Regions from separate parts of the Homo sapiens genome. Here region 1 is linked to region 2. Evidence: read pairs that join two places in POLR2A ChIA-PET (ENCODE). Cell type or tissue: GM12878. All regions are shown on one strand. Each heading gives the region's core, and the rest is flanking DNA. Links, peaks and the distances in the headings are about the cores only.

The links. Peaks named below come from ENCODE experiments on the same cell type or tissue, not always from the same donor. Only the 100,000 strongest peaks of a DNase experiment are listed, where the experiment ranks them.
Region 1: POLR2A ChIA-PET joins it to region 2 with 9 read pairs; 4 of 35 experiments call an interaction of 5 or more read pairs at or near these places.

Annotation. Positions count from the first base shown.
Region 1 is chr2:60,832,278-60,836,673 of GRCh38, reverse strand. No RefSeq gene overlaps it. Among named protein-coding and RNA genes, the nearest start is that of REL-DT, 47 kb to the left of the region's middle. RefSeq lists enhancers at 2,076-2,195, 2,306-2,355, 2,386-2,445. In GM12878, for the core only: no CTCF peak of the experiment used is centred there; a DNase peak (open chromatin) is centred at 2,223; H3K27ac peaks cover 1,658 bases.
Region 2 is chr2:60,897,663-60,902,058 of GRCh38, reverse strand. It overlaps REL (REL proto-oncogene, NF-kB subunit), which reads right to left. Exons shown (of 10, transcript NM_001291746.2): 4 at 976-1,067. Among named protein-coding and RNA genes, the nearest start is that of REL, 18 kb to the right of the region's middle. In GM12878, for the core only: no CTCF peak of the experiment used is centred there; a DNase peak (open chromatin) is centred at 2,318; H3K27ac peaks cover 1,060 bases.

The DNA.
Region 1 (4,396 bases), core at 312-4,311, 66 kb after region 2:
TTGGCCATAAGGAAGAAGGTCCTTGGAGAACTGCTATTTGGGGAGATTATCACAGCTGAGTTCAAAGTAGTAAAATGTGGACACTAGTATGGTTTTCATCAAGGATTATCATTGTACTTCTAGGGTAGTGATTCCCAACCAGGGGCAAATTCTACCCCCAGCGGGGAGGGCTGCTACTGGCATCTAGTGGGTAGAGGCCAAGGATACTGCTAAACATCTTATAATCCACAGGGCAACCTCCACAGCAAAGAATTATCTGGCACCATATCTGGTTAGTGCTGAGGTTTAGAAACTGTTCTAGGGTGCTCCTTTTACTACAAGTCAATTGACAATCCAAGTTGTCAAAATGAATGACCAGCAGCGTAAGGTAACATCTCAAAGGCATTCTGTCTCAAAGGCATTTGTTGGGTCTGTCATAAACCATTGTTCATCATATATCTGGCTCTTCCTTCTGTACACACACATAGGAAGGTTGTTAGGGCAGTGACTTGAACGAAAACTGGTGGAAACCTGTCTGATGCTAACGGCTGCGAAACAGGGAGTCCTAGAATTACAGGCACCGGAGTGGTGCTTTGTTGTGCAAACCCTGATCAAAAGATCAGCCTCCCTAAAACTAGAGTTTAGACACTTCCTTCACGGATGTGAATGTCCACACAATGTTAATGGAAATGTCAATCCCTCTCCCCAGCTGCTGAGATCCCACTCCCAGGCTGCTGAACCCTACCAGTTAAAGTCCCAGAGTTACCAATGGACTGCCCCAAATTCCTGCCCTTGGACCTTTGCTGGTCCTTTACCACCTCATGGCCTTCCTTCTAGTCCCCTTCTGACTATCTCTGTAATAGTCCCATGGCGGCTCATTTCCCCAAAGCCCCTAAACCATCCTTTCCCTGTTACCCTTCTGTGGATGCCTACACCTCCTGCTTCCCTGAGATGAGTTACAGTAGTAATCACAGCTGCTACCATGTATGCAGCAGCCATAAGCACTAGGCTGGCGCCATAACTACACTTCATCTGCGAGGCGAGTATCAATAACCTTGTCTTGCAGATGATGAATCCCGGGTTTAAAGAGGCAACTTCCTCCAAGTCACAATGCAGGCACTTGGTCCTCCAAGTCACAATGCAGGCACTTGGTCCCAGGACTGCCTGGCTCCAGTAGGAACTCCCTATGCTTACTTCTCTCCTCTCCCCAGAAAAATCTGTTTTTATATTGATCCCTGGATTTATTTTTTCTTTCTTTCTTTCTTTCTTTCTTTCTTTCTTTCTTTCTTTCTTTCTTTCTTTCTTTCTTTCTTTCTTTCTTTCTTTCTTTTTCTTCTTCTTTTTGAGATGGAGTCTTGCTTTGTGGCCCAGCTGGAGTGCAGTGGAGCAATCTCAGCTCACTGCAACCTCTGCCTCCCAGGTTTAAGTGATTCTCCTGCCTCAGCCTCCTGAGTAGCTGGGATTACAGGCATGCACCACCACGCCTGGCTCATTGTTTTTTTGTATTTTTAGTACAGTTGGGGTTTTGCCATGTGGGCCAGGCTGGTCTCGAACTCCTGACCTCAGGTGATCTGCCCACCTCGGCCTCCCAAAGTGCTGGGATTATAGGCGTGAGCAACCGTGCCCGGCCAATCCCTGGATTTTAGATGAGGAAAAGTTCTTTCAAACCAAAGTTGACTCCTCCATCTTGATCTTGTTCTGCTGTCTCCCACTGTCCTTCACTCTGTCTTTTATCTATCACAGCCTCCTAGCTCCTCTCTAGCGGCTCCTTCCTTTACAAATGCACCCCCGACCCTGCTTCACGAGCAAAGTCCTGCCTCATCTGCTTCCTTTGCTTCACTGTCAACTTGTCAAAGGTAAGAGGGTCTCAGTTTGGCCACTCGTCTGCTCCCTCATTCATTTCCTGTCCTGTCCATGAACAAAGTCTTGCTCTCTTCCCTGGCCCCGTGCCTCAGGATGGTGATTTGTCTGTGTACCCTTGGGACCCTCTGCTCTCTCTGGATGGAGACCATGTCTACCTCCCACCCTTTTGTTTCTCAGTGCCTGGGACAGTGCCCTGAAGAGTGTGCGTGATGGGGATGACCTCACATTCAGACCAAGGCAAAAACCAGATAAACCCCTCCCTCCCAGGGGGCCAGGGAGATGGCTGAAGCAGGGCTCCTAGGGAAATTCCTTCGGGCTGGAGCTCTATTCAACAGAATGACAACACACTATTGACATATTTAGAGCAGTGATTACCTCATGGAAATACCCTATTTTCACCAGGGACTGAGATCCAAGCTTCATATCTAAATGTCATGTATCTCTTCACTATAACTGAGGCTCTGAGAAAACAGAAACACATGACTACATACTAGGGGATTCAATTCCTGTTTTTCCTTCCTGTTTGTCCTCTTCTAAAATAAAAAAAAGAAACTTCTTGGTATTGTTATCCTGAGGGTATATTACTCCTACATATGTGGAGATAAAGTTAAATGAAACAAGTAGTTTCTGAGCTGTTGGCAGTAAAGGCCATCCATTTTTAAAAGGAAATTAAGTAACATCTAAATCTATATTTGATGGCAAAGATCCCTGCTCTGGGTAATTCCATTCTCATACCCTCTCCACTGAAATGTCTGTAGGAATTTCCATAAGTTGGTATTAGGCTTCTGTCTAACCTTCATCCATCTATCTACTGGTTCATTCCTTAATTCAATAAATCTTTATCCAACCTGTATGCTCAGTCATTGGACAAGAGAGAAGAAAGACACTGTGCCTGTTCTCAAAGAGCGAAGTCTAACGTGGCACCTACAATTCAGGGTGACAGGTGCTGGATAAGAGAAATGTAGGGTGTGGCAGGAACATCCACATAGACGCTGACCCCAGACTTGGGGGCAGCCAGTCAGGGACAGTTTCTAGGAGAAAGTAACATCTAAGGTAAACTCTAAAAGCGGTAGGTGAAGGTGGAAGGGGTCAGGTTGCGAGGAGAGGCTGACCAAACAAGAGAGAATAACGTTTAGAAGGCCCAGGTCAAGGGAGAGAGAAACAGAGACAGAAAGACAGAAGAGAGTTTTAAGGGACCAACAAGTTAATGCTTACTGGATCAGAGAAGAGGAGATGAATGGAGAAAGATTCAGGCACATGAAGTGGGTGCCATTATCATCCCCACATCGCAGATGTGGAACTGAGGCACTGAGAGGTTAAGTAACTTGCCCAAGGTCATCCAGCTAGTACGTAGCAGATCCTGACTAAGCCTAGTATCTGTGCCCTTCACTGCTGCCTTTGAGATCATTTTCTTTTCTTTTTTTGGAGACCGGGTCTCGCTCTGTTGCCTAGGCTGGAGTGCAGTGTTGTGATCGCAGTTCACTGCAGGCTTGATGAGATAATTTTCAAAATTCCCTCCCAGCTATGGTTTGGAGGCTCCAGGAGAAAAGAGTAGATTGAGGCAGTAATTTTATATTCAGTGGGAAGTCTAAGGGGGAATGTCAGCCCCAGAAAACCTGTCCTCCTCTGCCTGCTGCCCTCCATAAGTCAGATTAAGGCAAAAGTACTGCTATTCTGGGGGGATTTTCATTTCAATCGGGTAGGGCCCAGCACGTTTTCAGCACCCTAACTAGCAGGGGAGATTGAGGGAGACATTTTGGGATAGGGGTCCAGCCTGTGTCCCTTCAAGGGGATAAATATGAGGGACCACATCATCATATAATCAGAGGCATCTTTTTGCCTAGAAAGGTTGGTATGAATCACTAAGCTCTTAATTTTCTGTCAGAGAATGACTTAGGCTCTTGAAAGTTACACATTAGAAGGTTTTTTTCCCCCTTATAATTACGAATGGCATAAGTGAGAATTACTCAAGTTGACTCAAGGAGTAAATTGTTTTATTCAAAGGAGCTGAGTTTTGTTTCATTCAGTGACTGATTTTGAGCTTCATAGCCCTTAAGGGGGAAGACAAATAGGCTTTAATGCCATACATTTTGCAAGGGAAGACTTCAAAGTGGTGAAGTGTGTGAACAGTTCACCCAAGGGTGGGACATGGAGAGCAGACTTCTCACGACCAGATAATTTCTCATGGGCAATTACCCACCAGTGAGATTAACCCTTTACCCAATGAGAAATTGAACATTTGTTCACAATTAATACTCCCTAGAATAAAAATTCTTCAGTTTGAGAAGTGTCACCCCCAAATGCTCACTTTTCTTGTTTCATTCCAGTTGCCTAGTTCCTTCTCAAGGGATAGACTAATCCCTTAGCTGCTGAGACCAGCTTGAGTTGAAAGGCCCATCTCCAAGACCGCCTATGGTGATATGGATGAGGACTTTTCCATGTTTATTTTCAACACTGGTGGAGTTGATGGTCTGGAGAGTATGTGTGCACATACATATAATATAAAATATTATACATATTATATATACACAAACATATATTATGTGTGTGTATA
Region 2 (4,396 bases), core at 71-4,070:
GGAGGCTACTCTAAGTATAGGATGCCAGCATCTAGTGTGGTAGTACTTATCTATTCAAACAATACAGAGTGCTTACAAGTAACAGTTAGCCAGGGAGTATTAAGCATTTATACTTACAGCATGAGGCAGATAGTACCATAAGTATAAATACTTAATAAATGCTATCCCCAATAAAATTCACTGAACAGTAAATATCTAGTCATATACACAAATATGCTATGAAAATACTTTGTGTGATTTCTATTATTTCTATGCTTCTTCTTCCACATTGGGATTAAGTGTTACCCTTGAGCTAAATGCACTCCAATACCTTATAAACACAGTGCCTATTTAACACTCAAAAGGGGGGAGTGTATGTTGTCTGCTGGAAGTGGCATAAGGAAGGCCATGTTCAAAAGGATCACAACATTTTGAAGTTTTATTATATAAAACAGTGACACTCTCCAACAATACCAAAAACCTCTCTGTGCATAAGATTTTTTTCAACAACTGTGAAGAAACTATTTTAAATAGTATACGTCATTCCTCAGATACAGGTACATGTCAACAAGTAGAAAAGTAAACACAGAACTTAAAACACAGGTTGAAGATATAAATAGCTGGGCACAATGGCTCACGCCTGTAATCCCAGCACTTTGGGATGCCAAAGCGGGTAGATCACCTGATGTCAGGAGTTCGAGACCAGCCTGGCTAACATGGTGAAACCCCGTCTCTACTTAAAATACAAAAATTAGCTGGGTGTGATGGTGGGCGCCTATAATCCCAGCTACTCCGGAGGCTGAGGCTGAGGCAGGAGAATTGCTTGAACCTGGGAGGCGGAGGTTGCAGTGAGCTGAGATCGCGCCATTGCACTCCAGCCTGGCGACAAGAGCAAAACTCCGTCTCAAAAAAAAAAAAAAAAAAAAAAAGAGAAAGAAAAAAGAAACAGAAATCAACACCCAAATAAATAGAAATGATTTTATCAAACATACTTACCATTGAATGGATTGATTCCTGCCTTTATTCTTGTAATAATAGCTTCTTTTACTTCTTTTTTCTTCACACATCGAATACCCAAATTTTGGAAACTAGCAGGAAAAAAACAATATTCAAAACTGCATTATAAACACAAGGAATATTGCAAAAATCAAACATATAGCAATACTGAAGTTATCATGCTGTCAGTTGTACATACCAAAGCATGAACGTGCTTCCAATTGCTCTGATAAAGATGAGAGAGTAAGAAGTGGGATTATATGGCTGGGCGCGTGGCTTGTGCCTGTAATCCCAGCACTTTGGGAGGCCAAGGCAGGTGGATCACCTGAGGTCAGGAGTTCCAGACCAGCCTGATCAACATGGAGAAACCCCGTCTCTACTAAAAATACAAAATTAGCCAGGCATAGTGGCACATGCTTGTAATCTCAGCTACTCGGGAGGCTGAGGCAGGAGAATCACTTGAGCCTGGGAGGCAGAGGTTGCGGTAAGCCGAGATCACGCCATTGCACTCCAGCCTGGGCAACAAAAGCAAAACTCTGCCTCAAAAAAAAAAAAAGAAGTGGGGTTGTACTTCTAAGAACTGTTAAAAGAAAAATAATATATACTATATCATTTTAACATACAGTGTTTTACAATTACTAATATGCCTATGTCAAACATACCAAAATATAGATTAACAGTAAAGCAATATTAAATGGTAAAATTTGCCTCCCAAACAAATTCAGAATCAAATCAATAAAGTCTGTTTGATAATGTAAAGCAAAAGCTGTAAAGAGATGTTCACAGGTTGAAGCCCACAGGTATGTTTTGCTAGGCTCACAAAAGTGTTGCCTATATTTTTAAAAATCTGCACAGGTTATCTACATTTAGAAATCAGGTAATTGCATATGAACATCTGGATTTCCGGCTTCTCTTGTACATTTTAAAGACCTGGCAATACTAGGTTGGCACAGAAACAACAGGCTAGGGACTAAGCCCCATTTATTCAGGGCTCTTTAGTTTGCTACAGTGCCTGTTAGTCCTCCTACACTTGATCCACACCACTCATTTATGCTGCTTGCCTAGCTCCACAGAGATTTGCTTTTTGAGCCCTGAATTCACTGTTATTAGCAGTAGAATATGTTTTGTGCCACATTATATAAAGTTATAGCCATTCATCATAAAAAATTACTAAAATGTTTTTGTATTAGAAAGAAGTTTAATGCTAACAATATTTAACAAGTTTCAAAATGTCATTTATGAAAAACTTCCCAATAGCTACAAATACTACTAATTTGCATATGTGTAGCATAGACGATGGTGGGGGGAACTCCCCCACCACCACCAGTCATACTTGTTCCCACATGGAAAAACCATGACATCAGTAAAATTGGGTGGGCGTGAATAAGGAAGCAAAACTCAATTATAATAACATTACTATTGTTCAAACTTCACATGGCACTTGCAACCGGAGGCTACTTTGTCTGCCTGTCTCCATACTCATGCTGTCTTATGCTCATGTTCTTCACATCTACAATTTTGCTAGCATCTAAAATATCTTTCACATTTCCTTCCTCTGCCTCCAATAACTACAAAAATAAATCTTAAAAAACATTTTTTTTTGAGATGATCTCACTCTGCCACCCAGGCTGGAATGCAGTGGCACCATACCGGCTCACTGCAACCTCTGCCTCCCAGGCTCGGGTGATCCTCCCACCTCAGCCTCCTGAGTAGCTGGACTACAGGTACATGACACCCTACCTGGCTAATTTTTGTATTTTTGTAGAGCCAGGGTTTCACCAGGTTGCCCAGGCTGGTCTTAAGCTCCTGGACTCAAGCAGTCCACCTGCCTCAGCCTCCCAAAGTGCTCGGATTATAGGCATGAGCCACTATGCTTGGTCAGCTAAATCTTGAATTCTTAATCCTTTCTTGAAATCTTGCAACTATAATCCTCTTCCTCAAAAGTATTTCCACTTCTTTGAAAGATTCTTGGTTTGATTCTTTTTCTTTGGTAAAAGATTTTATAGAATTCTTCATATTAATACATTTATATTACTTCATTTTGTTTCATCTGAATAATCTCATATTTGACTGCTATTCACGGAATATTAGGGGTGGTGGTAATTTTTGAAATTCTGAAATGAAGGATCAAGAGATTGTTTGAATCAATTATTCATTCATTCATTCACAGACATTCAACAAGCTTTGGGGTTCGTACTATATACCAAAAACTCTGCAAAGTAATGGGGATATACAATCCCTTTCCTCAAGAAGCTTACAGTCTAGTGGAAAGATTGGCAAACTGTAACTCATGGACCAAATCCAACATCTTGTCTGTCTTTGCAAATAAAGTTTTATTGGAACACAGCCAAACTGATGTTTACATATTATCTATGGCTGCTTTCATGCTACAACAGCAGAGCTGAGCAACAGAGACCATACAGCTTGCAAAACCCCAAACATTTACTATCTAGTACTTTACAGAAAAAGTCTGGTAGTCTCTGGTCAAGTGGATATACATTAAATAATCACACATACACAAATGCTAAACTGCAATCATAACAAGTTTTATGAAGGAGGTATACATGATGTTATGGGAGCCTATGCTGGAACAGAAGAAAAACACTTCCAGGCAAAAGGAACAGGCCACACAAAGACCCCTAGAAAAGAGCAGTGGAAACAGAGGAAACTAAAGGAAGGCATTGTGAGTGGAGTATAAAAATTAAGGAAAGCAGAGTTTAATAGAAGGCTAGAAATAAAGGTGGGTCATGTGGGCCTTATAGGCTATATAGAAGGAATGCTGTCTTTATTCCAAGAGCCAAATAAACCCATTAAAATGTTTTAAGCAAGGGAAAGACAATTTCATTTGTATTTTAAAAGATCACACTGGCTAAAGCGAGGAAAGATAGAGGGTTTGGAAAAGGTACAAAATGGTTAATGCAAGACCAGTCAGGAGGTTATTCCAGCAGCCCCAGTTTAGGCTATAGTGGTAGTATGACGGTGATGAATTTCACTGAGTGAAGTGGATAGATTCAAAACCAGTTGAGAAGGTAACTGTTAGTAGATTCAATGTGTACACCTGGATGAGGAATGTCAGAGATGACACCTATAGGTCTTTTATCGCAATCACTAACATACGGCACATTGGAAGAAGACCAGTTATGAGGGGAAAGAGATATGATCACAGTAAAATCACGTTTGGGGAATATTCTATTTGAAGTGCTTTTTTTTTTTTTTTTTTAAAGAGATACAATCTCGCTCTGTTGCCCAGGCTGGACTCAAACTCCTGGGCTCAAGCAATCCTCCTGCTTTGGCCTCCTGAGTAGCTGTAACTACAGGCATGGGCCACTGTGCCCCGCTACTTAAGGTACTTTTGAGACATTTAAGGGAATATGTTGAGAAGGCAATCAGACTTACTACCATTCCCCACCAGAAGGAACCA